Linked DNA regions of Homo sapiens: regions 2, 3 and 4 are each linked to region 1. Evidence: chromatin contacts called from ENCODE Hi-C or POLR2A ChIA-PET data. All regions are on one chromosome and are shown on one strand. Each heading gives the region's core, a stretch centred on a gene start or an enhancer-like site at or near the end of the contact. The rest is flanking DNA. Distances are from core to core; before and after follow the strand shown. Region 1 holds the start of ABCF1 (ATP binding cassette subfamily F member 1). Region 2 holds the start of PPP1R11 (protein phosphatase 1 regulatory inhibitor subunit 11). Region 3 holds the start of GTF2H4 (general transcription factor IIH subunit 4). Region 4 holds the start of DDR1 (discoidin domain receptor tyrosine kinase 1).

Evidence for each region. Hi-C counts contacts between places; a loop is a spot of excess contacts on that map. ChIA-PET counts read pairs that join two places held with the same protein, here RNA polymerase II (POLR2A). Pooled maps may share reads with other maps.
Region 2: a loop to region 1 is called in a map of CD8-positive, alpha-beta T cell, with 31 times the contacts of the local background. The contact joins the promoter of PPP1R11 here to the promoter of ABCF1 in region 1. A Hi-C loop is called at or near these places in 2 of 168 maps with a recorded cell type or tissue (CD8-positive, alpha-beta T cell and naive thymus-derived CD4-positive, alpha-beta T cell), 2 of 37 single-sample maps with no recorded cell type and 13 of 50 pooled maps. POLR2A ChIA-PET finds 5 or more read pairs at or near these places in 2 of 52 experiments (WTC11 and activated naive CD4-positive, alpha-beta T cell).
Region 3: a map of left ventricle myocardium superior shows a loop between it and region 1 (12-fold over the local background). The contact joins the promoter of GTF2H4 here to the promoter of ABCF1 in region 1. A Hi-C loop is called at or near these places in 1 of 168 maps with a recorded cell type or tissue (left ventricle myocardium superior), 1 of 37 single-sample maps with no recorded cell type and 10 of 50 pooled maps. POLR2A ChIA-PET finds 5 or more read pairs at or near these places in 5 of 52 experiments (GM12878, WTC11, activated B cell and 2 more).
Region 4: a loop to region 1 is called in a pooled map, with 4 times the contacts of the local background. The contact joins the promoter of DDR1 here to the promoter of ABCF1 in region 1. A Hi-C loop is called at or near these places in 3 of 50 pooled maps. POLR2A ChIA-PET finds 5 or more read pairs at or near these places in 5 of 52 experiments (AG04450, Caco-2, H1 and 2 more).

Annotation. Positions count from the first base shown.
Region 1 is chr6:30,567,553-30,574,945 of GRCh38, reverse strand. It overlaps ABCF1 (ATP binding cassette subfamily F member 1), which reads right to left and starts at 3,504. Exons shown (of 25, transcript NM_001025091.2): 1 at 3,386-3,504. The coding sequence starts at 3,458. RefSeq lists an enhancer at 3,323-3,884.
Region 2 is chr6:30,062,888-30,070,280 of GRCh38, reverse strand. PPP1R11 (protein phosphatase 1 regulatory inhibitor subunit 11) reads right to left here and starts at 3,083. Exons shown (of 3, transcript NM_021959.3): 1 at 2,802-3,083; 2 at 1,583-1,691; 3 at 1-1,177. The coding sequence starts at 2,870. The coding sequence ends at 975. It overlaps POLR1H (RNA polymerase I subunit H), which reads right to left. Exons shown (of 4, transcript NM_170783.4): 4 at 5,374-5,608. The coding sequence ends at 5,584. It overlaps RNF39 (ring finger protein 39), which reads left to right. Exons shown (of 4, transcript NM_025236.4): 4 at 1-11.
Region 3 is chr6:30,902,064-30,909,456 of GRCh38, reverse strand. It overlaps GTF2H4 (general transcription factor IIH subunit 4), which reads right to left and starts at 1,250. Exons shown (of 14, transcript NM_001517.5): 1 at 1,054-1,250; 2 at 284-423; 3 at 1-22. The coding sequence starts at 420.
Region 4 is chr6:30,881,188-30,888,580 of GRCh38, reverse strand. DDR1 (discoidin domain receptor tyrosine kinase 1) reads right to left here and starts at 4,062. Exons shown (of 18, transcript NM_001297654.2): 1 at 3,871-4,062. RefSeq lists enhancers at 1,655-2,161, 3,177-3,684, 3,754-4,527, 6,962-7,393.

The DNA of each region.
Region 1 (7,393 bases), core at 2,255-4,754:
AGTTAACGAGAGACAATTCCAATAATTAAAGGCTTCACAGACTAAAATGGCCCTACCCTATCTTTTCTGTTTCCCTACCCACACCTCTGGTCTCGATACTGGCTTCTTTCTGTTCCTTTATGAAGTCCCAGGCACGCTTATGTCTGTCTTTGCTTAATCTGCATCCTCCATCCAGAACACATTTCAAAGTTTGGGGCCCTCCTCCTCCCCAAAAAACAAACCACAAAAAACAAACAAAAAAGTTAAAGAAAAAAAATCTGAGCCCAGTATTGGGTGACTAGTGTGAGAGTTGAAAAATTGTGCAGGATTAATAATAAAAGGCTTTATATGCTATTCCAAGGAGTTTAATCCTAAAGGCATTAGGAGGAAGGATCTACTGAAGTACCTAAGAAGGAAAAACCTGATCAGCTCACCTTATCAACACAGATGACTGACTCATCCCAGACACTAATTTCTCCCCAAGGACTAACACAGCCATACCATCTCTCCTTCCTTTAAATCTCTTTTGTGGCCAGGCACACTGGCTCACGCCTGTAATCCCAACATTTTGGGGACCAAGGTGGGAGGACTGGTTGAGGCCAGAGGTTCAAGATTAGCCTGGGCAACATAGCAAGACCTCATCTCTACAGAAAACAAAAAACAAAAACAAACAAAAAATAAGCCAGGCATGGCGGTGTGTGCCTGTAGTCCCAGCTACAAGGGAAGATGGCTTGAGCCTGCGATTGAGGCTGCAGTGAGCTGAGATCGCGCCACTGCACTCCAGCCTGGAGTGAGGCTCCGTCACAAAAAAAAAAAACCCACCAAAACCAAAAAAATCTTTTGTACTTTAATCACTCTTATCCACTTCATTATAGGGACAGGAAAAGCCTCCGAAGAGTTTCATTGTGAGAAAGTATAATCCCCAAGGAACTGAAAAAGATTAAGTGTGGCTAGAGATATACTGTGTCTTCTCTCCTTTCGTATATCGCTTAAGCTGCTCCTTCAAGGCAAGAAAGCAAGCCTTCTTTACCCTTATACCCCTCTCCCCCATTACTGTTTCGTATTCTTGTCCTCATTGGGTCTCAAAATCGTAATTCACAAGCTTCACTTTCTCTTCTCCCATACCTTTGAAACATACTGCAATCTGGTATCATCTCCGAATGAACACTACTTCTGCCAAAGTTGCCACTGAACCCTTAGCTCCTCAAACCACAAAGTATTTTTTGGTCCTTATTTTGCCTGACTTCTCTGCAGCATTCCATGCTGCCTACCTCCACACCTTTTTTATTCTCTTCTATCATTATTTAATTTCTGGGATCTTGCTCACTCCTGGTTTGCCTCCAGTTTCTCTGGCTGTTTGCCTTTCTCAGTCTCATCTCTTCAGCCTCCTTCCCCACCTGCTTCCTGCAATTGCTGAAGTTCTTTAGGGTTCCCACCTTTAACCTTCTTTTTGGTTCAATCTGCAAACACTCTCTAGGGGACTCTTCCATATCCAGCACTTCAACTCTACTTGCCTGTGTCTTTACTCCTAGTATAGTTGTCTCTCCACAGTGACTAAACAAACTCTCTTCTTGCCATTTCCTTTTAGAAATCCTCAGAAACGCCTAACTCAGCATTCAGAAGTTCACCTTATCTCTTTCCACTTCTTACTCTCCTGTCCATTACTGCTTTCAGTTAATAGTCTACTAGTCACTGGGTTACTTAAGTGTCAACCTTACTTCTCCCTTCATTTAATCAGTTCTCAGTTCCGATCAATGCCGCCTCCTTAGTAACTCTTTATTCTTCAGGCCTTGGCTTATCCCCTTACCACTTCTCACCTAGATCATGGCCAGAGCCCCCTAAATGGTCTCCCCGCCTCCATCTTGACCAGTTCAAGGCCATTCATTCTCCATTGCTCAGTGCTACAGGTGAACTGTTCATAATCATTCCTTATGCACTTCAATGGGCCTTCCTTCTTAATGTCTTTAGGATTAAACTCCTCGGAATGGCATCTAAAGCCTTTCATTATCTGTCTCCTGAGCATCTTTCTGACTTCATCACACTAGTCACCAGGCTCTAGTGGGACCAGTCAGGCTTGCCTACATCTCTACCTTCCACAAACTTCCTTGGCTTGGAATGCGCTTCCCCTTGCTAATTCACGATGATCTTTCAAGAATAAACTCTGGGGAGCAGATGTAGTGGCTCACGCCTGTAATCCCAGCACTTTTGGAGGCTGAGGCAGGAGAATTACTTGAGCCCAGGAGTTTGAGACCAGCCTAGGCAACATAGCCAGATCTTGTGTCTACAAAAAATTTTAAAAATAAGGTGTGGTGGTGCATGCCAGTAGTCTCAACTACTTGGGAGACTGAGGCAGGAAGATCCTTTAAACCCAGGAGGTGGAGGCTGCAGTGAGCCATGTTCATGCCACTGCACTCCAGCCTGGGTGATGGAGCTACAATGTGCCTCAAAAAAAAATACTCAGCTATTACATATTCTTGGGAGGCTTTGCTGACACTCCCTTACCTGTCTGAGTAGATGCTCCTCCTCTCTTCTACAGTCCCATAACATTCTTAAGCACCTTCATCATACTCTGACAACCACTGTCTGTCTGGTTAATGCTCTGACCCTTCACCATACTGGGTTGTCCCTTGAGGGAAAGTCTTATCTTTTATCTCTACATTCCCACTTCCTCCACACAGTACCTGGTATACAGTAGGCATCCAATAAGTGCTTTTAAAATTAGTTACTGTGTACCTACTGGGGTTAGTTGTGTCCATTTATGTCCCCCTTAAAACTGACTTCAACCCTGGGAGGATATCTTCATGTTTTTTTCCTTCCCCTCTCAAAGCACAGTATATAGAGTGCTTAATTAAAAACAAGCGCTTAACAAACTTTCGCTGCTTTTTAAGTAAACCTTAACCCTCATTCCAACATCAAAAATCTACACTCTTGCTCCAGTTGAGTGAGAGGGGTGTCTTAAGAAAGAAACCATGAAGGAGTCACCCTCTCTTGAGAAACAAGGGGGATCACAGGCTCCCAAGGTGTGTGTATGCGCGCGCAGGGGGAAGGGGAGGTCGAGGCAGGGCTCATATATTCCTGGTGGAATACAGTGTATGGTGGGGCGGATGTCCAAATTTTTTAAGCAAGGTTTTCCCATTTCTCCCCATCTCTCCCTCGGTGCCATATGCTCTTTCTTTTATCTCGCCCAGTCTCACTTAGGTCACGTGCGACATCTGGATCTCTTTCCTTTAACCCCGATTCCAAACCCACTCCTCCCCGGCAAACTCCTCCCGGGCCCACGGCACGCATGCGCAGTAACTCCCGCAGGGGCCCGGTCAGTCTCGTGCCCCATGACCCTCTCTTAAAACACGCGCAGTCTCCTCTCTCTTCCCCCTCTGCTCGTTTCTTCCTTGCCTACCAGCCTCACCTGATGGGCTCGTGCTCTCTCCGTCCCCGATCCACTCGGGCTCCGGCGGCTGCTGCTTGGGCGCCTTCGGCATCGCGGTGGCAGTTACAGCTACTGTGGCGGCGCCCGGTGCTATTTCCGCTTCCGGCGGCGGGGAACCCCGATGGGGCTGGCTCTCCAAGCTGGCGCGGCCAACCCCGCCCCCGGGCTGCGCACGTGCGAGCTTCGCCGTCATCTCGGGGGCGTGGCCCTGGTTCAGTGGAGGCGTGGCCTGCAATGACGGAGCGGGGCCGGCGTCCGCTTGCTCCAGTCGCGTAAACACATGGCGTTTACGACTGTCTGGGAAGCCTGACGCCGTGACCTCCCGACGCCGCGAGACTCAAGGAATGAACATAATAATTTCCTACTAGTATGAAGGAGTTGAGGCATACTGTTTTTTTGTTTGTTTTGTTTTTTGTTTTTTTAAAAAGCATATTCTAGTTTCTATCTGTAACTCGTTTCTAGTTCTGCCACCGCGATGCCGAAGGCGCCCAAGCAGCAGCTGCCGGAGCCCGAGTGGATCGGGGACGGAGAGAACACGAGCCCATCAGGTGAGGCTGGTAGGCAAGGAAGACACGAGAGGAAGGGGAAGAGAGAGGAGACTGCGCGTGTTTTAGGAGAGGGTCATGGGGCGCGAGACTGACTGGGTCATGGGCAGAAAAGACAGTGCAGACCAATGGCTAAGGGAGAGGTCTGATCGGTCCAGTGTTGAAATGTGTCACAAAATCCCGAAGTGTACAATTGTAAACAGGGAACTGGAGCCCAACATGCAGAAGTCACGGTGCAGTGGAGCTTCGGTTCATTTATTTTTTTTGGTAACAGCTTTACTGAGATATAATTGACATACAATAAACTGTACACAAAATAAAATGGCACCCAAAATAAACTGCAAAGTATCACTTAAATAAGTTTTGACCTGCATAAACCCAGTAAACTATCACCACAATCAAGACTTTGGTTCACTTCTAACTCTACCACTTAATATGGGAGCTTGAGCAAGGTGCTCCTGTAGTTCTGTCAGCTCTCAAACCACTACAATCATGCTTTTGTTGCCACCATTGTCTGAATTCACACTTGCCAAAGTCAACAGATCTGGGGCCATCCTACTCACTCTCCCATCAATGTTTGATAGACTTGGTCGCTCCCTCCCTCCTTTGTTTTCTTCAGGGACACTACTCTCTATAGGTTTCCTTTGCATCTAATGGGCTTCTCCTGAAGTCTAAATGTTGAAGTGCCTCAGGGCTAAATCTTTGACACTCTCCTTAATCTAGACTTATCACCTATCACCTCCTGACTTTAAATACCATCTATAACCAATGAAGATTCCCAAACTTCTCTTGCTGGCCCCCAACTTCTGCCCCGAGCTCCAGGCTCATGAATTCAACTGCTTATGGGACATCTTCTCTGAGATCTTTAATAAATCTCTCTCATACGTACAAAATGGAGCTCTTGTTCTTACTCCTAAAGCCTGTCTCTTCCAGGCTTCCCCATCAAGAAATTGCACCACAGGTCATTCAGTTATTTGGGCCAAAACTGAAAGGTCATCATCCTCTTTCTCCATTCCTCCTCCCCTAATCAATCCATCAGCCAGCTAAGTCTGCCTCATTTTTTCATTCATCTGTTCAACAAATATATTTATTGAGTGTATAGTATGTGCCAGGCACTCTTCTACGCTCTTGGGATACTACTGAATAAAATAAAGATCTCTGATTAGGTTTCCAGCAGGGGAGATGATCCTATAGATAAAAGAAAATATGGATCAAGTTTAAAAGTATCAAGAGGACAGATTTTAGTCTTAAATGAGGCCTCAGTAAAGTGAAATTCAAGCAAATCATTAAAGAAGATTAGTTTTGGCCACATGGATTTCCAGGAGAAGGGCCTTTCTAGCATAAGAAACAGCTGGAGTAAAGCCCTGTGACAGGAGTGTTCGGACATACATGGGGAACAAACAGGAAGGAGGCAAGAGGGGCTGGAGTGGCACGAGTGAGCCAGAGTTGTGGGAAAGGTGAAAAGAGAAGTAAAGCAGGGTCTGGATTGGGAAAGGTCTTTTAAATTATCTTAAGGATTTTGGCTTCTTCTGTTGATTTAAATGGAAGTCACTGCAGAGTTCTGAGCAGAGTGATGTGATCCAACCTACATTTTAAAAGGATGACCTGGGCTGGGGCGCGGTGGCTCATGCCTGTAATGCCAGCACTTTGGAAGTCCTAGATGGGTGGATCACGAGGTCAGGAGATTGAGACCATCCTGGCTAACATGGTGAAACCCCATCTCTACTAAAAATACAAAAAAGTTAGCTGGGCGAGGTGGCGGGCGCCTGTAGTCCCAGCTACTGGGGAGGCTGAGGTAGGAGAATGGCATGAACCCAGGAGGCAGAGCTTGCAGTGAGCCGAGATCCCGCCACTGCACTCCAGGTTGGGCGACAGAGCGAGACTCCGTCTCAAAAAAAAAAAAATAAAATAAAATAAATAAAAGGATGACCTGGCCAGGTGCAGTGGCTCACACCTGTAATGCCAGTACTTTGGGAGGCTGAGGCAGGAGAATTGCCTGAGCCCAGGGGTTTGTGACCAACCCAGGCAACATAGCGAGACCCCTTGTCTCCGTATATAATACAATTTTTTAATTTTTATTTTATTTTATTTTTTTGAGACAGAGTCTTGCTCTGTTGCCCAGGCTGGAGTGCAGTAGCGTGATCTCGGCTCCCTGCAACCTCTGCCTCCTGGGTTCAAGCAATTCTCCTGCCTCAGTCTCCTGAGTAGCTGGGATTACAAGCGTGCGTCACCATGCCTGGCTCATTTTTGTATTTTTAGTAGAGACGGGGTTTCACCATGTTGGTCAGGCTGGTCTCGGACTCCTGACCTCGTGATCCGCCTGCCTCGGCCTCCCAAAGTGCTGGGATTAGAGGCGTGAGCCACCATGCCTGGCCTATAACATTTTTTAAATTGTTAAATAAAAAGGATGACTCTGGAGGCTGTGCTGAGAACAACCTGGGCGGGAGGTGGGAGGGGGCAGGCAGCAAAGAATGGGCAGAAATGACAGAAGCAGGGAGATCTATTAGGAGGTGATGGTGACTCAGACTAGGGTGACAGCAGTGGAGGTGTGAAAAGGGCTGGTTTCTGAATGTATTTTGGAAAAGAGCCAACAAGTTTTGTTAATGGATTGGAGGTCATGTTTGACAAATAGAATTAAGGATGACTCCAATATTTCTGGCCTGAGTTAACTAGAAAGATGTAATTGCCATCAACTGAGACGAAAACATAACCCAAATTTAACCACTTCTCTCCACCTCTACCCTGACCAAGCCATCGTCTCTTCTCCCTGGACCACTGCACTGCGCTGGCCTCCTAACTGGTCTGCCTGCTGTCATTCTCATTCTCTAGTCTATCCTTCACACCTACAGTCAGAGGTGGTTTTAAAATGTAAATCCATGGGCCAATCGCGGTGGCTCACGCCTGTAATCCCAGCACTTTGGGAGGCTGAGGCGGGCGGATCAAAAGGTCAGGAGTTCAAGACCAGGCTGGCCAACATGGCGAAACCCTGTGTCTACTAAAAATACAAAAATTAGCCAGGCGTGGTGGTGGGCGCCTGTAGTCCCAGCTACTTGGGAGGCTGAGGCAGGAGAATCACTTGAACCCGGGAGGTGGAGGTTGCAGTGAGCTGAGATCATGCCACTGCACTCCAACCTGGGTGATGGAGCAAGACTCCGTCTCAAAAAGAAAAAAAAAAAAAGTAAATCCATTTGTTCAAAGTATAAAAATATTTAAAAAAGTATAAAATCCAGAATAAAATCCAAATGCTTTACCATAGTTTATAGGGCTCTGTACAATATGCCCTCTGTTAAACATCTTGATCCCATCTCCCACAGTCTAGCCACACTGGGCTTTTTTTTTTTTTTTTGAACCAGGATCTTGGTCTGTCATTCAAGCTGGAGTGTAGTGGTATAATCATAGCTCACTGCAACCTCAAAGGATCCTCCCACCTCAGCCTCCAACT
Region 2 (7,393 bases), core at 1,834-4,333, 500 kb after region 1:
CAGTGGTGGTATGGATTTGACTGATCTCTGTAACTGTGTATGGCAAAAGGACCGGAAAATGAAAACCGGATCCCAGTAAGGGGTAGAGAGGGGCCAAGAGAACTGAACATCTGGGCTGCCGGAGAAATCAAAGTCTAGGAAGTAAGAGGTAAGAGTGTACTACAGGGGACATACCCCAATCTCTTTGCTCCCTCCCTCTTCCTTCCTCTCCCAGAGACCCAGGTCCCTGGGACTATATTGGATCTGTCTCTGAAGCTGAAAAACAAAAGGCAGAGGAGACAGTCGGCTCTAAGTGACCAATCTCAAGCCAGCTTTGTCAGAAATCCTAAATAACAGGAGAAGGGTGGGAAGAAAGGATATGATTATTTCTTATTCCATTTTCCATAAGAGGTGAGAATGACAAGGACCTCTTTTCTAACTCCTCTTGAGGGTGTGAGAAGGGTTAGCAGGAGGAGAAGGGCTGGGAGCTCTGAGGTCTCCTGTAAGACCTCATATCTCACAGGCAAGGACTAAGAATTAGGATTAAATATTTTAGTGGGATAGCTCTAAACCAGGATTAGCAAGCAAAGTTAGGGCGCAAATTCCTGGAATCTGACTGGGACCCTGGCAGTGAAAGCTGGGACTGTTGAAAACCCAATTTAAGTGTTCGCTACTCATGTTGAGAGTGCAGGGCCAAGATAACTAGATCCCAGGACAGGCAGTTTGGCAGTGAGAACAAAAGGAAGACACTGGGACCAAGGTGCCTAGATCCCTCGAGAGAGAAGGGTGGGTATTGGGAGGAAAAATGAGGACTGGGGAAACCCAGGAGGCTGGGTTCTGGAATAGCAGCAAGTCAGAATTTCAGGATCTCTGTTCGTCCTCCTCTTCCTCTTCCCTCTATCAGGCAGAAGAGAGGGAAGGAGGGGGCTGGAGAAGTAGCCACATGGATACATTTAGGGCCAGACAGACACAGGAATGCTGGAGGAGAGAGGGATTTAGTGCTGCATTGGCCCTGGAGGGGGCTGGGAAGGGTCAGGAGGCTGGGGAGGGGTGGTGGGGGTCGGTCCTAGGGTTGCACGACGCCGTCCTTTGCGGTGGCCACGTACACAGTGTGTATGACCACAGCCCTCTTCTTCCTCCTCATCACTTTCCGTGGAGCTCTCGCCAAAGGCCCGAGGTTTCTCATAAATACAGCAGCCTAGATTTAGAGGGAGGAGCCCAGTTAAAGAGGAGGAAGGGTAAGATATATAGTCAGTTCCATTCCCACTCAAACTCAGTGAAAATTCCTATTTTCTCCTACCTTCCAGGATCCAGCTTCCCCAGGCCCACCCTCTGGGACTCAGGCCCCACCCCTCTTGTCCTCTTAGAGAGCCACGAATTCAAAGCCCCACTTCTCCCACCTCTGACACTTCTTGCTGTCAGACCTAGGCAATTCCAGTTCTAGCCCTTCCCTACCTCTTTCCCTGATACCACAGCACCACCAAAAAAGTGACAGAACTATGAACATCTGGGGGCTTCTGGAAAGCCAGTGGATATGAGTAGATACAAGATATGCTGAAGGGAGCCAGAACTCCAGGGCTACTGCGGGCCAACAATTACTCACATTTGGATGAGCGGCGGCCCATGTGTTCATTGTCCACAGTGTCACTTGTCCATTCTACCTTTTTCTCTGGCTTCCGTTTCCGAAGTTTGATGGTAAGGCTCCGGTTCTCCTAGAAGGTTAAGGATGAGCATACCTATCTAGTCCCCTCTTACTAACCTTTCCCACTCCCTCCCAGGGAACCTCCTCTCTTTTCTTCTTTAGCTCAATCAGTACCATAGGCATAGCACCAGAGGAGCTGACAGAAGATAAAACAGAACAGGTCTTTTACCTCAGATAGTCCCTTGAGGAATAAGTATTATTTCCTGTTCTTATACCACCAGTATAAGAGAAGACACAATTCCTAACCTAGGAAAGGTCCCAGCAACTCTTCAAAGGAAAATATAATCCTTGCTGTTTCTCCGTCTTCCTCCCCAAATCATCCTTGGTAGTATTAATACATGAAAATTATTTTTCAGTCCCCAGCACCTAATCTTTGATCTCCCTTCCTTTTTCCAGATCCCCTATTCTTTTTCTCTTAAAAAAACAAACAAAACCTCTCTCATTCTCAAGCTCCAGCCCTCCCTACCTCTTATCCACCTATTCTCTGGCATCCTGGCATCTCTAGTAGCAAGTATTACTAATCTATTAATTACTAAACTTCCTTTAATCCAAGAGTATTAAGCCCAATGCAACCTTCTCCCTTTGAAGGCAACTTAACATGTTTTTGGATAAATACTTCTTGTTTCTCCATTTACATCTTTGCTCTCTGATTTCTCAAAATACCTCTTTTCATCTCCTTTTCTTGTTTCCTCATTCCTGCCACTTCCTTTTACATTCATCCATTCAATAAATATTTATTCGAATATCAATATTGATAATATTGATAAGTTGGCCTCCAACCATGCTTTCTTACACTACCTTTGATTTCCTCCCAACATCTTCCTGGCTCCTTAATCCTCAATTTCCCTTTCGTTTATTACTTACACACATAACCACCCCAAGCAGCAACACCTATATCCTAACTGTACCTCCCTATTACAAGTTCCTTGACCTGCCTCCTGCACCATCTCTGCCACTCCAAATAGCTCCAATACCTTCCGATTCTCCCAGCCCTAGATATTCAACCCCACACCTCCCATATCCCTAGGCCTAGCTCCTCCAACAACTCTTCTAATCCCTGTCCCCTCCCTCCCAGTATCTCCCAGACCCCTAAACAGCACCGCCCCCCCGCCTTTCTCACGGGCTCGGTTGTCACGGTAACCGTTGTCTCAGTGACGGTCTCGCTCAGCCCAGCCCCTGCCTCGGCCATGGCTAAGGCTCAGGACAGGGAGGAGAGGAGGAAGGGGGATGAGACACCCTTCCCTTTTTCTGTCGCTGAGGTCTAAGAGAAGCGGTATCGGATTCAGAGTGGTAGCCAGGATCCTCCACCTTCTTTATTCCCCCTCCTCCTGGGCCTCCGCTTCTCCACCCCTGGGGATAACCTGGCTAACCCCACTTCCGGCTCGCCGCTTCCGGGTGTGACGCATACTGCAGTCCCCCTTTTTCCCTTCCACGGCACCAAATGCGTCAAAGCGCAGGCGTCGCTGGATTAGTTCCGCCGTAACGTGACAGCGCGCAGGCGCTGAAAGAAAGAGAAACAAATTTGGCGGAAGGGGTGTCACTGCGGGTGTGGGTGGAGGAGGGAGAGTCTGGGGCAGCACGCGTACTCACAGCCTAGAGGAAGCAGGAGGGGCGCCCAGATGGGTATTGCCGGGCCAGACGCTGCAGAGTGGGTGTGGCGAGGGCGGAGTTGTGTGCACCAAGCTGAGTCCTGCTGCAGATTTCCGTTTGCCTTGTCTGGGTAGGTGGACCGGCGAGGAAGCTTAAGGAGCAATAGTAATGACCCTACCGTGGCCTATTTCCCTTTCCTTGTTTGGTCTGGGTTTCTCTAAAGAAAACGGGAAGTGGGAGCAGTTGGAAACACACTTAAGAGTCAAGCGATGTGGTTCTACCCCTCGCCCTGTGCCTGTAGGTGTTTGAGCAGTTCAGTTTAGTGCACGTTCAACGTCAGTTTTTTTCAGTCACTGTGCTACGCCTTGAAGATGGAGGCGCGTAAGACGCTCAGACCCTGCCTTTTAGCTCTAGTAGGAAAGACAGGCATGCTGAAAACTAACAAAAATATGAAACACTGGGGCATTAACAAATGCCATGTCTGATTTGTAAATCTGAATGTAGTTACATACTGCCAACATATTCGTTCTCTCTGGGGTGATGAGTAGGATGAAGCAGAGAAATGGTCGTAAATTACAGTATAGGCTATTTTATAAAAATATATGCACGTTTCTTAGAGAGCAAAAGAAAGTGGTAAAACAAGAACCAGGAAGGCCGACAAGTAGGTTTTTTTAGAAGAGCAGCTTAAAAAGTTGTAGATGTGTGCACTACAGGAAATGGAGTTTTGTACCGCTTGGATCTGAGGGAGTGCCAGATGAAGCTTGACAGGTAGGCAGTGGTTATATGGAAGAACCTGTATGCTTTGCTAAGAAATTAAGCTTAATCCAATCACTGTTATGGGCCAGAGAAAGGCTTAAAGTAGGGTAGAAACATGAACAGGTTTGTTTCAGATTTCAGGAGTGGGTCAGGAAAGTCAACTGCCAGAACAGTTCAAACGTACAGTGGGGAAGACTGCCCTGCCCATTCTCCAGGTTGCTGTGGGGGTCAAACAAGATAGCTATGTTTGAGAGCTCTGAATATATATAAAGGGCCACACAATTATATGATAATTATTACAGTAACCCCTTGATCACTATTTGAGCCAAGGAATGCGGGACCTGAGTATGCATTTGTTCCCCTTGAAAGTTTTTAGTTCAAACAGAAAAAAGCAAGATATAGTTCAGCATGTCTAGTCCATTAAAAAAACCAAACACATATATAGCAACACACATATACAGAGCCACATACATATACACAAGCACAGATATACAGTATAATTTGGTTATCTCTGTGGAGTAGGATTCCTTGTGACTTTACTTTTTTCTTTCTTTCTATGTAAGAATCTATTATAATAGATATACAATTCATCCTTGAACAACATGGGGGTAAGGGGTGCTGACCCTCTGAACAGCCAAAAATCCATATATAACTTTTGACTCCCCCAAAACTTTACTGTTGACCAGATGCCTTACCAATAACATAAACCGTTGATTAACACATATTTTGTATATGTATTATATACTTATAATACATATAATCTTACAATCAAGTAAGCTAGAGAAAACATTATTAAGAAAATCATAAGGAAAAGAAAATATATTTACTATTCATTAAGTAGAAGTGGATCACATTTTCATGTTGAGTAGGCTCAGGAGGAGGAAAAGGAGGGCTTAAATGTGCTGCTATCTTATGGGTCTCAGAAGTAGAAGAAAATCCACATATATGTAGACTCAAGCAGTTCAAACCTGTGTTGTTCAAGGGTCAACTGTGTATTGTATTTATCTCAATACTAATAAAATACTCACCTATAGTGATCACTTAGTGGCATTACTTAGTATCAGATTTTTTGTTGTCCAAATTTATATGCTAAAGAGATCTGGTTAAAATTTCTGTTAAATGTCTCACTATCCAAATTCCTAGTTTTTCTTAACCTAAACTCAGGAACCAAATAGATTTAAATAGTATGGCAATACTTACAATTGCTTTTTGTTTATATTAGCCTCATTCCTGACTCTACTTTTTTGTCCTAATTTTTCCCCCTTTTCTTTTTCATATAAATATATCTCTGGAAACTCATTTAAATTCCTTTTGGAATAAGACAGATTATAAGTAACATACATATGTCAGGGTCTTATAGAAAAATATAACTTTAATAAGGAAATTCAACTAAGGGTAGGAGTACTCCAGGAACAATGGTAATCCCCACATGATGATCTGATTCTCTTCTGGGAGCAAAACATTGCAACCAGACAGGATGGACAAGGCATCTAAAAACCCAGTATCCTTCACCTTCCGAAAGGAGGGAGGGACTGTAGAGTTGCCCAGGAAAAAGGTCAAGAGTCTTCCTTCTCCTGGAACCTATGAGGAAAGAAAGGACTTGTTATATTCACCAAAAGATGAGTTTCTAGTAGTATAAGATAAGATATGCAATCAAATAATCAAGGAAGGACTTTTATTTATGACATCATTGAGGACTGGCTCCCCTAAACAAACTTCCAATTCTAATTCCAAGACAACTAAAAATTCTGGGATTAAAAATATATCCAATGAGTTATAACCTCAAAGCAAAGATTTCTTAGGACACAGAAAGCACTAGCTGTAAAAGAAAAAAAAAAGGATAAGCTGAACCTTATAAAAACTTAAAACTTCTGCTCATTTAAAGAGGGTTAAGAAAATAGGCAAGCCACACGCTGGGAAAAAAAATCTTCTTTTTATTTAAAAAAAATTTTTTTTTTTTTGGTAAAATGACAACCAGTGATAGGAAAAAAATACTTTTAAAAGATATATCTGACTATGAATATTTTTAATCCTTTGATGAGATGGCAAGAAAGTAAAGGCAATCTGCACACTGGTTAAAAGTTCTGTAAAACCAGAAATCCAGACAGGGAAGTTAAAACTAATGTCCCTATGAAACGTGACAGTGACACTATGGTGCCCTTTATACTGTTTTGACAGTCACTGGAAGCATAGGAAATGAGGGACAAAATGTATAAGGTCTGATAGGAGATCCCGTGCATAAATTTGGGAACTGCAAAAGGCTGCCCTTTCTTGTAAAAGTGAACAAGAAAAGAAAAAATTCAACTCTATAGAAGGGGAATTTGACTGTCTCAGTAGGTAGAAAGAGAGAAAACTCTCTCCTGAGAATTTCTAACTGTAAGCTAGCCCTTACATGGATTTGCAGCTCAAATTCATACTATCTGTCTGCTCCAAAAAACATGAAGCCAAGAATTTATTTAAAGTAATTCCAGCTTGATAGTGCTTCAAGGCACCTAGAAAAGAAACACAAATGCTGAGAATACAGCACTCGCCCAAGGCCTCAAAGAATTCCTACAGTTCAAGTTCTAAAAAACTCGAATTTATAGTCAAAAATCACAAAACAAAGAAAAAAAGCACTATGAGAGAGACAGCAGAAACAAAAGACAGCAGCATCAGACACACAAAATCCGCAGATATCAGAATTATAAGACATAGAATATAATAACCATATTTAATATTTTAAATATATATTTAAAGAATAATAAAAGGAACAATTTAAAATATGATTAAAGAACTGATAATTATTTAAAAATTAAGGAGATTTGAAAAGTAATTAAATAGAACTCAAAATAATAACAATAGTAAAAAATAATAATACTTGAAATAAACTGAAGACAGAATTAGTGACATGGAAGAGGGACCTGAAGAAATTACTCAGAAGGTGGCATAAAGAGAACAGCAATTGAAAATATGAAAAGAAGGTGAGAGAAATGGAGGACAGAAGAGAGAAACCTCTTTCTAGTAACTAATTCGAGGTCCAGAATGTGAGGACTGAGAACATGGGGGAAAGAGAATATTAAAAGAGATGATGGCTGATAATTTTCCAAGGTTGATGAAAAAAAAGTCCACTCTCAGTTTCAGAAAGTCCAACAAATCCCAAACAGAATAAAAGAAAATCGTATTTTGATATACTATAGTGACTGCAGAACACCAAAGACAAAAATGAGGTCTTAAAAGCATTCAGAAAGCCCATGTTCTCTAAGTCATGTGTGACTAATTCTCTCCAAAGAAAGCTACCTTGACTGCGGTTGAAGACTGCAGTATAAGATGCTGACCACTAAACAATACCTGCTTCTTATGTTGTTTTTTTTTTCTTCATTTCCTTTT
Region 3 (7,393 bases), core at 1-2,500, 340 kb before region 1:
CTTAGCCAAGGATGGGAGCTCCCTGTACAGGAACAGAGGTCAAAGGTTAGTATCAGAAGCTGCATTGTATCTGCATCTCTGCCCTCAATTACCTCTCAAACATCTCATCTCACTCCAGCACAACTTTACCAGTCCTGCTGTTTTGGCCTCCACACTTTAGAGCAATTTCCAACCCTTGCCCCCAGTCCCCACCCCGACTCCAGGCTGCTACACTTTTACCTATGATATTTTATTCCACTCCGCAGACCCCATTACATTTCCCTGCCATGAAGGGGCTTCTCACCTGAAGACAGCCAGACATGTGGCAGGGTGCCCATACAATCGGTCCAATACCCCAGGGCTCAGGCCCCCTAAGAATTCCTGCAGATTCCTGCATTGTAGGTGTACTCGGTTCAGTCCCCTTGAAGGGGTGCTCTCCATCACCTGAGGAATGCAAACGTCAGAAGTGCAACCTCACCATCCATGCCAGTGTCACCCCTGACCTTTCTAACTGATTCCAGATCCATCAGTCCCCACAATAACCCCACCTTTTCTGTGGTCTCCTTTCCCATGTCACTCATCTCCTCTGGTTTCTCCCAAACCTGACCAATCTCCCTCCCTTTCTTGCCTCCTCACCCTATTTCTGCCCTTCAACTCCAGTCTTCCCTCAATTACCAAGTGACAGAATTGTTAACTGTCCAGTGTTTGCAAGATCATTTTGTATTTCAATGACTTGTCTCATCTTTGGCTAAACAGGGACAAAGAAAATTGAGCCCACACCTCTCTCTTCCATCCCATCCTGGTCAGACCAGTCTACAAGCTCCAAATCTGCCCGTCCTTCCTATCTTCTATCTCTTAGCCCACTTCTGCTAAGTACGGCGGTAACCTCTCCCCTCCATGCTTCCCAAATCTAAAGCCACCTCTTTTCCCTTCCCAAGTCTACTTCACGTCATTCACCCTGACCCACGCCTTCCGATCTCCTAGCTTCTCCCTGCCTTCCTCTCACTCTTCGCCTCCCACTCACCTCTCTCTCTCTCATACCTCTGCCACTCCCGCCCTCCTAGGTCCCCTCACCACTCTGTCGATCCTCCTCGCGCACCCCGAGTCTCGGGCCGTCGCTTAATCGGAGCCAAAGTCTCGCATTGGCTCCTGGAGATTGAGGGAAAGATGGTGAAAAAATGCGAGGAAAAGATGGGGAAAGCAAAGAAAGATTTCACAGGCAAGAGCCCAGAATGGAGAATTCAGAAGAGAAGGGAGGTAAGGGGAGGAGTGGAAAAGTGAAGAGGATGAGAATAGACGCTGCACTCTCCGGGCGCGGGGGATGCTGGGAATTGGAGTCTTGCCTTTGCTCTCCTTAGAGCCGGCTGAAGCGCGTCTGACTACAAATCCCGAAAGGCACCGTGGGGAAGCCGAAAGGAGAGGAGCTGGCTTTTAATTGAGCGAGGGGAGACACCAGAAGCTGGACCAGTTGGTTCCGCGAAGGCAGAACCAACTCCGCCCACGCTGCTAACGGCGCGTGTAACCGGCTGGAGCGGGAGGCGGGTCCGGGAAAGTAGAAGTGCCTGGAGGGCTTCCTTGCGGAGGCGCGCTCTGGCGACTTGGTGGTGAGCCGAGTGAGCACAATTACTCCCCATAAAATTGGGATAATACACACTCCAGGCCGGGCGCGGTGACTCACGCCTGTAATCCTAGCACTTTGGGAGGCCGAGGCGGCGAATCACCCGAGGTCAGGAGTTCGAGACCATCCTGGCCAACATGGTGAAACCCCCGTCTTTACTAAAAATACAAAAATTAGCCGGGCGTGGTGGTGGGCACCTGTAATCCCAGCTACTCTGGAGGCTGAGGCAGGTGAATCGCTTGAACCCTGGAGGCGGAGTTGCAGTGAGCCAGGACCATGCCATTACACGCCAGCCTGGGCGACAAGAGTGAAACTCCGTCTCAAAAAAAAAGAAAAGGAAAGAAAAGAAAGAAAGCGTACACACTCTGGGCGGTTTCCACGAGTTAACGATTAACACGATCCAGTGCACCTTACTTGACCCTAAGTACTCAGTAAATCTTAATTTCTGCCTCCACCACTCCTCAAACCGTTTACTTAGAAGACCCAGATAAATACAGTTTTTAAGACACCAACTATTTGCTCTGATTTGATTTATGAACCTACTACAAAAGTGGAGGTCTTCACCCAAACCCAGAACTACACGTTTCCCCAAATTCCTATATGCAAATTTTGTTATTCCCACCTTATAGACTGGAAGACTGGAGCCCGGCAAGATTAAGAAATTTGCCTGCAGCCTGGCGAGGTGGCTCAGAGCTGTGACCCCCAGCTACTTGGGAGGCTGAGGCAGGAGGATCGCTTGAGACTAGGAGTTTGAGGCTACAGTGAGCTATGATCGCACCAGCCTGGGTGACAGAGGGAGACCCCCATTTCTCTCTCTCTTTTTTTTTTTTTTTTGAAACGGAGTCTCTCACTCTGTCACCCAGGCTGGAGTGCAGTTGCATGATCTCAGCTCACGGCAACCTCAGCCTCCCGGGTTCAAGCGATTCTCTTACCTCAGCCTCCCAAGTAGCTGGGACTACAGGTGTGTGCCACCACGCCCGGCTAATTCTGGTATTTTTAGTAGAGATAGGGTTTCAACATGTTGGCCAGGCTAGTCTCAAACTCCTGACCTCAGGTGACCCACCTGCCTCAGCTTCCCAAAGTGTTGGGATTACAGGCATGAGCCACTGAGCCCAACCTGAGATGCCCATCTCTAAAAAAAAAAAAATTAAAAAAAAAATCCCTACAATCAGACAGGAAGTGCCCAAGCTGGGATTTGAAGCACATTTGCAAGCAACCAGGGATCAAAATGGTAATGACTATGCAAGACTTTTTATACTTTGTAGCCCACCCATGTTTTCTGTTGTCCCTGTCTTTTTAGCAATTAATGTTTTAAAATCTTCAAAGAAAAGCTAAAAATTGACAGAGCTTCTTTATGGCAAACTTTAGGTAAGGTTGAAAGACAATTTACAATCTAGGAAGAAATGGTTGATGAAATAAACAAAATACAAAAAGCTGTTACAAAGCAATAAGAAAAAGAAACATAATAGAAAGATTGGGACAGACCACTGCTTACTAGTTAGCCCTGCTCAGCAAGGAGCAGCTTAAAAAAAAAAAAAGAAGAAGAAAAGAAAAAGAAAAGAAAGAGGCCTGGCGGGGTGGCTCAGGCCTGTAATCCCAACACTTTGGGAGGCCAAAGAAGGTGGATCATTTTAGCTCAGGAGTTCCAGACCAGCCTGGGCATTATACAGAAACTCTATCGCTACAAAAACAAAACAAAACAAAAATTAGCTAGGTGTAGTGGTGTGCTCTCCTGCGGTCCCAGCTGCTCAAGAGGCTGAGGTAGAAGGATCACTTGGGCCCAGGAGATTGAGGCTGCAGTGAGCAATGATAGCACCACTGCACTCCAGCCTGAGCAACAGTGTGAGACCCTGTCCCAAAAGGAGAGGGGAAGAGAGGAGAGGACAGGGGAGAACTGGAGAGGGGAGAATTGGGGAGGGGAGAGGAAGGGAGGGTTAGGGAGGGGGAAAGAAGGAAAGAGAAAGAAAGATTGGCCAAAGCAAAAAGAAAGTTAAACAGAATATCAGAAATGTTTCAAAAATCAAAAAATTGGCTGGGCACGGTGGCTCACGCCTGTAATCCCGACACTTTGGGAGGCCGAGGTGGGTGGATCACCCGAGATCAGGAGTTCGAGACCAGCCTGGCCAACATGGTGAAACCCGTCTCTCCTAAAAATACAAAAATTAGCCGGGCGTGGTGGCAGGCGCCTATAAGCCCAGCTACTCGGGAGGCTGAGGCAGGAGAATCGCTTGAACCCGGGAGGTGGAGTTTGTAGTGAGCTGAGATCGTACCATTGCACTCCAGCCTGGGGGACAAGAGCGAGACTTTGTCTCAAAAAAAAAAAAAAAAAATTCAAAAAATTAGCCAGGCCTGGTTCTGTGGTCCCAGCTACTCAGGAGGCTGAGGCAGGAGGATTGTTTGGACCCAGGAGGTCAAGGCTACACTGAGCTGTGATCATGCCACTGCACTCCAGCCTGAGCTATACAGTGAGACCCTGTCTCAAAAAAAAAAAAAAAAAAAAAAAAGAAAAGAAAAGAAAAGAAAAGAGAAAAAGAAATTAGCTCGGTATGCACACACCTGAAGTCCTAGCTACTCAGGAGGCTGAGGTAGGAAGATCGGTTGAGTCCAGCAGTTCAAGGCTGTAGTGAGCTACAGTTACACCACTGCACTCCAGCCTGGCCGCAGAATTAGACTGTCTCTTAAAAATAAATATATAGGCCAGGCGCCATGGCTCACACCTGTAATGCCAGCACTTTGGGAGGTCAAGGTGGGTGGATCACCTGAGGTCAGGAGTTCCAGACTAGCCTGGTCAACATTTTAGTAGAAACCTTGTCTCTACTAAAAACACAAAAATTAGCTGGCATGGTGACGGGCGCCTGTAATCCCAGCTACTTGGGAGGCTGAGGCAGGAGAATCACTTGAACCCGGGAGGCAGAGGTTGCAGTGAGCTGAGACCACACCATTGCACTCCAGCCTGGGCAAGAGTGAAACTCCATCTCAAAATAAATAAATAAATAAAAATAAAAATAAATAAATCGGCCGGAGGCAGTGGCTCACACCTATAATCTCAACACTTTGGGAGGCCGAGGCGGGTGGATCACTTGAGGTCAGAAGTTCGAGACTAGCCTGAGCGGGTGAAACCCCGTCTCTACTGAAAATACAAAAATTAGCCAGACATGGTGGCGGGCGCCTGTAATCCCAGCTACTTGGGAGGCTGAGGCAGGAGAATCACTTGAACCCAGTAGGCTGAGGTTGCAGTAAGCCGAGATCACACCACTGCACTCCAGCCTGGGCAACAGAGCAAGACTCTATCTCAAAATAAATACATAAATAAAATTAAAATATAAAAGTTCAGCAAAAAAGAAATTAAGGATTGACAACCTCAATGTTGACCAGGGTATAGGAGCATACTCATACACTTTTGCTGAAAATTGAGGCCGGGTCCAGTAGCTCATGCCTGTAATCTCAGCACTTTGAAGGGAGGCCAAGCCAGGCAGATCACTTGAGCCCCGAAGTTTGAGACCAGCCTGGGCAACATGGTGAAACCCTGTCTCTACAAAAAATAAAAAAATTAGCTGGGCATGAGGGTGCATGCCTGTAGGCCCAGCTACTTGAGAGGCTGAGGCAGGAGGGTTGTTTGAGCCCTGGAGGTGGAGGTTGCAGTGAGCTGAGATCACACCATTGCACTCCAGACTGGGCAACAAAATGAGAGTCTGTCTCAAATTAAAAAAAAAAAAAAAAAAAAAAAAAAAAAAAAAAAATTGAAATAGGCACACCTCTTTTGGAGGGGGTGAGGGGACAGAGTCTTACAGTGTCACCCAGGTCAAATGCAGTGGCACAATCTTGGCTCACTGCAATCTCTGTCTCCCAGATTCAAGCGATTCTTGTGCCTCAGCCTTCCGAGTAGTTGGGATTACAGGCGTGAACCACCATGCCTGGCTAATTTTTTTTTGTATTTTTAGTACAGACAGGGTTTCACCGTGTTGGCCAGCATGTTAGTGGGCATGGTAGTTCAAAAAAGAAAATTCCTGTGATAGGGAGCTCATGACCTCCTCCTCTCAGGCAGCATCCTGGAGAGAAAGAACAGAGAGCCAGGGCCAGGCGTGGTGGCTCACACCTGTAATCCCAGCACTTTGGGAGACCGAGGAGGGTGGATCAAGACATCAGGAGTTCAAGACCAGCCTGGCCAACATGGTGAAACCCAGTCTCTACTAAAAATACAAAAATTAGCCGGGCATGGTGGCAGGTGCCTGTAATCCCAGCTACTCAGGAGGCTGAGGCAGGAGAATCGCTTCAACCCAGAAGGCGGAGGTTGCAGTGAGCGGAGATAGTGCCACTGAACTCCAGCCTGGGTGACAGAGCAAGACTTTGTCTCAAAAAAAAAAAAAAAAAAAAAAAGGAACAGAGAGCCAGGAGCCCACAGACCCACTTCCCACAGGCTTTACTGTTGACTGACTGCTACTTTGGGCAAGCTGCTTAACCTAACAGAATTTTCTTCTCTGTGCAAAGTAATTTTAACTACTTCATATATTGTTGTATTAAGTAAGATATAATATGTCGTAATTTCAATACCTGGTATATAGTGGGTGCTCAGTAATATATTATCATCATTATTGTAACTTTCACTTATTAATCCTAGTTCTAGTTCTGTAACTACATAGAATCTATGTTAGTCTATCAGATATTTGCTACAATTCTTTCTTTCAACCAATATTGAGCCCTGTGTTCCAAGATTTTGCCCTTGTGCAACTTATAGTTTGGTGGGAGGGGCAGGTATAAAAAGATATGTAAAATTACACACGTAGTAAGTGCCACAAAGAAGAGATTCATGTCCTCTGAGATTATCAGTAGGGAATTTGACCTGGTTGGGGAAGTCAGGAAAGACTGCTGAAGGACAAGCAGGAGTTAATAAGGCACAGACTGCAGGGAACATTGTTCCAGGTGAGGGAACAGCATGCCACGAAGGCCACGTGGCAGGAAGTACTGTGGCCCATTGGGTGAATCTGAAAGAAGGCCAGTGGCCCACAGAGGAAAGCAAGCGGGTGGGGGAGGACGCTGGAGAGGTATGTGGGGGCCAACCTTGGCCAGAAGGATTTTGTTCTTCATTTTAAGATTAATGAAAAGTCACTGCTGGATTTGAAATGAAGGATTAGGGTCAGATTTGTGTGTTTTAAAGATAACTGTGGTTGCAGGGTGGAAAACAACCCAGAGAGGAGCAGAGGCAGATCTGGGTGACAGCTGGGAGACCACTGCAGGAGTCCAGGCAAGATGGAGGCAGCATGTGCCAGGAGGGCGATGGAGACAGAGATGACAAGTTCCAGGGAGATTTGGGAGGCAAAATCAACAGCGTTTTGTGCTGGACTGGACTTGAGAGGTGGAAGGTAAGGGAGAAGGAGCTCGGGGATGCCACCTTGTGCGGCTTGTGCAGCTAAGTGGATGATGCTGCCATTCACTGAGTCAGTAGACTGTGGAGGAGAAGCAGGTTTGGACAAGCAGGGCCTGACTTTTAAATTAACTGCAGGTGGGGCTGGGCACGGTGGCTCACGCCTGTAATCCCAGCACCTTGGGAGGCCAAGGTGGGCGGATCACGAGGTCAGGAGTTTGAGACCAGCCTGGCCAATATGGTGAGACCCCGTCTCTACTAAAAATACAAAAAAATTAGCTGGGCATGGTGGTGCACACCTGTAATCCCAGCTATGTGGGAGGCTGAGGCAGAAGAATCGCTTGAACCCAGGAGGCGGAGGTTGCAGTGAGCTGAGATTGCGCCACGGCACTCCAGCCTGGGTGACAGAGCGAGACCAGGTCTCAAAAAAAAAA
Region 4 (7,393 bases), core at 2,813-5,312, 310 kb before region 1:
ACAACAGTCATTGTTTAACAGCATCAGCTATATTTTTAGAATGCTTCCCCTGTGCCAGACACTGGCCTAAACCCTTAAACAGAATCCATAATTTTATCTTCACAGTCACTTCATAAGGTAGATACTATTACTATCCATATTTAACACATGAAGAAACTAGGGCAGAGATCAGTTAAATAACTTCCTAAAGCCCCATTTCTCCAATCAGGAATGGGCAAAATATCCCCATAAACAACGGCTTAGAACAAACAACAAGTGTGCAAAAAATGTTTATAACACATACAACAGGAAAAGGTTTAATAACTACAATAAACTAAGGCCCCTTAGGAACTGACAAGAAAAAATATATAAGTAACCCAATAAAGAAACAGCCAAAGAATGTGAATAGTCATTTCACAGAAAAGCAAAGCCAAATTGCCAACAAACATTTTTTTTAATGGTCAAATTCACCAGCCTCAGGGAAATACCAAGCAGACTGACAAGATATTTTTTTAAGGCTGTAACATATAAAAGTGGTAGAAAGTGATGAAAAGGGAGGCACCATGCTCAATGGCAGAAATGAGTGTTATCTTCTATTTGGAAAGCAATCTAGCAATGTCTATTATAATTAAAAATGCACATCCTCTTCGACCCAGCATTCCCTCGAGAGAGAAGCACCAGGAAGTAAGAACATATGTGCAGGTCTGGGTCTGGTGGCTCATGCCTGTAACCCCAGCACTTTGGGAGGCCGAGATGGGAGGATCACTTGAGGCCAGGAGTTAGAGACCAGCCTGGTGAACATAGTGAGACCCCATCTCTTTAAAAAAAGTGAAAAATAAAAATAAAAAAGAAGATTTCAAAGATGTTTATTATGGTACCTTTTGTAAGACATAAATCTGTAAGATATGTGAATGCCCACAGGGGACAGGCTGGAATTAAAAAAAATAAGGTTTATTGACTACTATGCAGCTATGAAAAGTAACAAAGAGGCAATATATTCCTAACTTTGTGTGATTTCCATGTATATCTGTTGAATATGAAAAGCAAGCAACAGAAGTATAAAAAATATCCCACCTTTTGAAAATAGAATAAACAAGCACCCATGTTTGTATATATACCTGTGTGTACGTCTAGAAGGAGAGAATATATAATAGAATATAACAATAGAATACAATATAACAAGAGTTAACATGAACGGGGCAAAAGAAAAGCAAATTTAAAAAGACAGGTTGATTGTACTATTTTTCTAAATCTTGTAACATAAATGCATTTATGTAAAATCATAAGATATGTAAAAGAATATGAAAATCATTTTGACTTTTAAAAAATAAATATGTCCCAGGAAAGGTTGGGCAATTCCTTGTTGAGGATATGATAGAATTAAACATCAGATAAGCCTGGACCAGCTCACCCTGCTGCCCTCCCACATAGGAGTCCAGAATTCTAAGAGAAGGGCAGAGGGGACCCCAGCACCTTCTAGTCTTACTGTCCCCTATAGCCCTCTAGGCCCAGGGTGGTCCCTGGACCATCAGCAATACCTGGAAGCATGGAAGAAATCAGAATCTCAGGCTCACCCTTGACCTGCTCAATCAAAATCTGCCTTTTAACACAATTCCCAGGTGACCTGTGCCCATTAAAGTTTGAAAATCCCTACTCTGTTCCTCAGGCCCAGGAAGCTTACCCCACATAAAACTATTCTAAATGGCATCTCCTTACAAACCCAAGTAACTACTCTCCCCTCCCCTGCTGCAGGAAAAGCTATCCTAACCTGTACTGGTCTCAGAGCCCTGTACTGAAGTCTCCAGGCCCTGGAGTCCTGAGGGACTCGACTGCCACCTCTTATCAGGTTCAGGGCATCTTGGGCCCAGTTATCCCTGCTCTGCCTTCCTGAGACCCAGACATCCAGTCCCCCCAGTTCCCACTTCCAGAAGGTGGCTGCCTCTGAGGGACTGAGGAAAGGCTGAGTTGCCTTGGAGACGAGGGCGGGTCTAAAGACAAGGAAGGCAGGTCACCCCAGGAGGTAGGAGGAGTGGGGGATACTCCCCCATCCCTTTGTCCTCCTCCAGCTGCTCCCACAATGCACTAGGGCAGGAATGTAAGAGGCAGCTGAGACCCCAGAGCTCTGAAGCAGCAGCTGAGGGGGACGACTGAGTTGTGGGGGGCACTCAGAGGCTAGAACCAGAAGGCATCACGCCTGGTCCCTTAGGGTCCAGCGCCGGGGAGCAGGCTGCCAGAGTCCCAGGAGACTGGCTTGGAATTCCTGGGTGCCGCTCTCCAACCCCACCTCTCTCGGGAACAGCGGGGCTCTTGTTCCCCTAAGTAACCTTCATGCCTATCCCAGATGAGTCATCAGAGCCACACAGAGCCGAGAGGAGCCCGGGGCAGAGATACAAAGGCAGGCAGAGGATACGAGGCAGGCGGAGACAGAGCGAGAGCCACAATGCAAGAGGTAAATAGAGCAGGCTCAGAAACACGGGGCACAGAGCCAAGCAGAGGAACACGGAGAAGCACAGAGACGTCTGGGCTGTCTGTTCTCCAACACCCCCAGTCACCTCATCTCTCTCCACTGGGTCTTCAGTCCACAGTCAGAGACCCAGAGGGCAAGAGAGGACAAGCCCAGAAGACCTTCCCCAATCCCACCCCCTTCCACTCCATTACAACCAAAGACAAACCAGGGGCCAGGCCACCCTGCCTCAAGCCCTTCACGCTCCTCTCCCAACCCCCAAGTCCCACTCAGACAACACCCACACAGCTCTGTACACACACACACGGTGAAACACACAAACTTACTGAACTGGCTGTAAACAGCGAGGCTAAATGTGGCATGCACACACCCACCTCTCAGTGTCCCTGACAACCCTCACAGAGTTTCTGAGACAGAGCAAACACAGAAGCTCATGCATACATCAACCCGTCCACACCTTGGCATTCCTTCAAGTCCAACCCCATCGCTCAGTGAATAGCCACCTTCAGACACCTGTGAACATGAAATGACAGACACCACATGCTCCTGTGACCAAAAGACAGCATGAGACACACACACCCGGGCCCTTGGGCACAGGATCCCCAGAGAACTGGGGCCCAGCCTCTAACACACATGGGTGACCAAGCCAGAGGGACGTCGAGGGGGCAGGGAACAGGTGGGCGCTGGGTGGGAAGAGTGGCAATAAGGACAACAGCCTTTCCCTGCCTTTCCACTCACTCCCCTTTCACCTGTCTCCACCACACCACTCAGTCCTGGACACACCTACAGGCCCTCAGCAACAGCCAGCGAGCTTGGGCGCCTGCCTCTGGCTGCTGGAAGCGCTGGGAAGAAATGTTCAGCCAAGAGCCAGGCATGGGGGGGTGGGACCCTGAAGCTGGCGCTCACCGGCAGTGACATTCTCTCATGCCAGAGCTAATTGACCATCCAGCCGGGAAGAGTGGTGTCACTGGTGGGTTAGAGTGGCAGTCCCTCTTTTTGCTGGACTGTGACCAGACTGACCAACTGGGTGTTGGCTGAGCGGAGGCTTAGCAGTTAGATGCCCGCAGGGACTGGCCAGGTGGAGGGCAGGCGATAGATGAGCTGACTCAGTGGGGCTGCACAGGAGCACCTCCTCCCGGGGCTCAGTTCCTCCGCACTGAGTGAGAGGGGACTTGCCTCAAGGCTGGAGGCTCAAAACTCTTTCTGGGAGGTCACGGGCTTCACCTCCACCCAGTCCCCGCCCCCGGTTTTCAGACGGTATGCCAGAGCATCGGGGAGGCGGGCAGGGAGGCTTAGAAGAGCTGGACGACCAAGCATGGCTCGGGACGTCCTGCCTCCCCCGCCCCTCGCCCTGCAGGCGCCGCCGCGCGCCCCCACCCCAAGAGCCCCAGGCCTCCGCCCGCGGGTTCCGCCGCCGCTCTCCCTACCTCTCATCGCTCTTCCCGGCAGACCCAGGCGTCCGACCCGGGAGCGGGGCCTCTTCGGCGGCGGGGCGAGGGGCGGGGGAGGCGGAGGGAGCCAGGAGCCGGGAGCCGGGAGCGGGAGGCGCCGGCGGGGCTCGGGTGTCGGGAGGCGGCTCCCGAGAGCAGCTGTCGGGGGCCTGTTCCGGGGAGAGGAGCCAGGGCTGGGGCGGCTCGGGCCCAGGCGCCGCCTCCCCCTCGCCTCGGCTCCCTCCCTTCCTCCTCCCGCTCCTCGCTCCCCTCCCTCCCCTCGGCCTTCTCGCCGCGCGTTCGGGCTCGCAGCCCTCCCTTCCCCCTCCCGGACCCAGTAGTCCCAGTGGCTCCCACGCCCGGCGCCGAGCTCCAGGCCCCGCGCCCGCCACGCCCACCCCGCGCGCTAGCGCCCGGCCCGGCCTCCCCCAGGTAACCCGCCCGCCAAGCCCGCCTGGGCGCTCCCAGGCCGCCCAGCCGCCCGCGCCGCTGCCTCCGGCCGGCTCCGCGCCCAGCCCCCTCCACCCACTCGCAGCCCACCCCCGCTTCCCCAAACGAGAACCTCCAAAGCTGGCGCCCCAGGGGGCTGGCTGCAGTCCCGCTCAGGGCCCACGAGGGGAAGACGCCCCTCCTACTTCTGGGATCGGTTCCTGGTGGGAGAGGCAAAGGGGAGCAGCCCCAGGGCACAGAGGAAGAAGCAGGTTCCCACAGGCTCGGCCCAGCCCAGCTGCGGGAGTTAGCCCAGAGAAGGGAGCAGAGCTCAGGTCTCAGGGCTCACCTGTCCAGCCAGGCCCCAGACTGCTCTTCTCCCTCCACCAACCTTTGCTCCTCTCTCGCAGCCTGTGCGCTCCCGCCCCTACGACCCAACCTGGAAGGCCCCAGACCCTGAAGGCGGGCCCACTCTCTTCTCCTTCTCCTCTCAGTTCCTCTCTCTGAAGGGCGTTCTAAGGGACCCGGGGGTCCAGACGCCCAGGCCCTGATTCCCCTGGGCTCCCAACGGAGTGGAGTGGGAGGGGGACTCAGGAGTCCTCAGGGCAAGCCTCCCTCAGGCCCAGCCAGCTCTGGCCGTAGTGGGCCAGAGGGTCTGATCACTGGCCAGAAGAGGCCAAAAATGAGGCCAGGACAAAGTTGAGTGGTCGGGAGGAGGAAGAAGAGGAGCAGGAGAAGGATGGAGGCACACTGAAAATCACACACAGTCAAAAGGAAGGGGACCAAGAGACCCAGGGAAGATGAAACAGTGAGACTGAGTAGGCAAAGCAACTGAGAGAGCTACTGGGCAGAGGATGGAGCGGGACAGAACAGCTTGTGGTGGGAGGTGCTTTTTCCCCACTCAGCACTACCTCAGCCCCTCACCTCTCTCCACACCCCCACACCTGCTCACCACCTAGACAATGTCACGGTCACAGGAAGTTCTCGCTCCACTGCACATCTCCGCCCCAGGAACCTCACAGTAGATAAAAACATACCCTGCTTGCAGTCCCAGACAACAATCCCAAGAAAGAAACACGAAGTCCCAACCAGACAAGTACACAAAAGCACTACCAGGAAGAAGCTGGCCCTTGGGAAAGGCCGAGGCACACATGGGCACTAGTTCAGAAGCCCAAGGACGTTCCAACGGCTGAGGGACCTGCTAACAGACAGCCCCAGGGTCACTCGAAGAGCAGCTTCTTCCCGCCTTCCTGTCCCACCAAGCCCCCAGGGATTCATTCCCCCAGAACACCTACCCCTCCAGAGAACAGCAGCTGGGGAATCTAGGCCCAGGAGACGCTGGACTGGGGGTGGGGCCAGCCTGGGGGTGGGGCCAAGGCTTCCCAAGTCACCTCACCTGGCAGCCCACAGCCCCTCCTTCCAGGAGCTGTGCTCTGGGAAAGCCCCAACAGGCCTGCCAGGCAAGCTACAGCCCGTCATACCCTGGTGGGACATTCCACACCCCAGGCCCACGCTGACCCCAGCTAAGTGGCATGGCAGTGCCAGACAGAGGGGTCCACTGGGGAGAGCAGAAGGAGCTAGAGAGTCCTGAAACCTTTGTCCCCTCTTCTCACTGCCTCAGGAGAAATTCCTAGTGGTGATGCCCACCTCGCCCCAGCTCTAGGCTGGAGGAGTGGGAGGGATGCAAGGCTGGGGCCCAGTGGAGTCAAGTGACAACGGAAAGGGAGCTGGAGCCAGCTGGAATGCGGGACTCGGAGCCGAGATTCCCAGGGGCCTGAGAGGGAAATCCCAGCCATCCTGGGGCCCAGAGAGCAGCACCAAAGACCAAGAGGGCCTGATTACCCATCCGTGGTCCCCAGAGCCCATTCCACATCTCCTGCATCACTCCGAACCCCAGAGGCCCCCTGTGTCCCTGAGAACCCCCAAATGACCCTCTACCATCCCCTCCCATCCTGGGCTTCCCTCCCCTTCAAGCCAGTGGCAGCCTGCTGCCCAGGAAGGAGAGGATGGGAAACAGCTGAAAAAATGTGAGGAGAGGCACGTAGGAGAGGGGAGAAGGCAGCTTCAGGCCTGCAGACCACCTGGCCACAGGAGGGAAGCCCAGCACGACCAGCGAGCGAGAGGACGGACCAGATGGGCCCCCACACATACACTAGCTGCAGTCCCCTTCCGGGAGCTGCAGCTGCCTCTGGAGGAGCAGGCTGGGTCAGCAGCTGGGGAGAGTAAGAAGCGACGGGTGGGGGGCAGGGTGAAGGAGTGTACAAGGCTTTGGGTGTGAGTCAGACCTGATGCCACTGAATAAACTGGAAACTGAGGCCAGGGAGCGAAGGAGGAGATTGAGATGACGTAGCTCTGGGAGAGAGATGAAACAGCTCAGCTGTGGTTGGGGAAGAAAAGGGCAAGGGACCAGAAGAGGGAGAGGAGGCTGATGGTCAGATGGGGACAATGGTGAGAGAATTCCCAGAGAGACGGAGATGGACTGAGGTCAAGGCCAAGGAGACAGGTCTGAGAGAGGAAAAGGAGGATGAAGACAGGGCACACACAGCAAAAGGTGGGAAGCCCCAGGGGCTCAGAGGAGGAGACTGAAGTTTGGGAAGAAAAGGGCTGAACTGGATGAAGGAACTGAAGTGGACTCGGGAAGGAAACAGTGTTGGAAACAAACTCCTAAGAGAGGAAGGCAGGGAACTGAGGAGGCTTGAGAGCTGGGCAGACAGATCAAGGGGACAAGAAGCAAGGACAAGGGAAGAAGGGGCTGGAGTGAAACAGAGAGTGGAGGGAAAGAGGAGGGAGACTGGGGCGCAGAGTGTGAAGCTAAGGGACACGGGGAGATGAGAAGTATAAAAGGCTGAGAAAGGAAGAGGCACCTGCGGGACAGATGGGGACATGAGGACCAAAGAGAGAATCTAACCTGTTTCTGGACAACGGTCCCCCTTTGGGGACACCCTAGTCCCTCAGCCCATTCACCACACCATGGCACCCAACTCTATTCCCTCTCTTTCCCCTCCTCCCTGCCAGGCTCTGGGCCGCTCCCCTCCTCCCAACACACCTCCAGCCTCCAGCCGGGGACCGCCTGGTCCCTGCCCACAAGGGG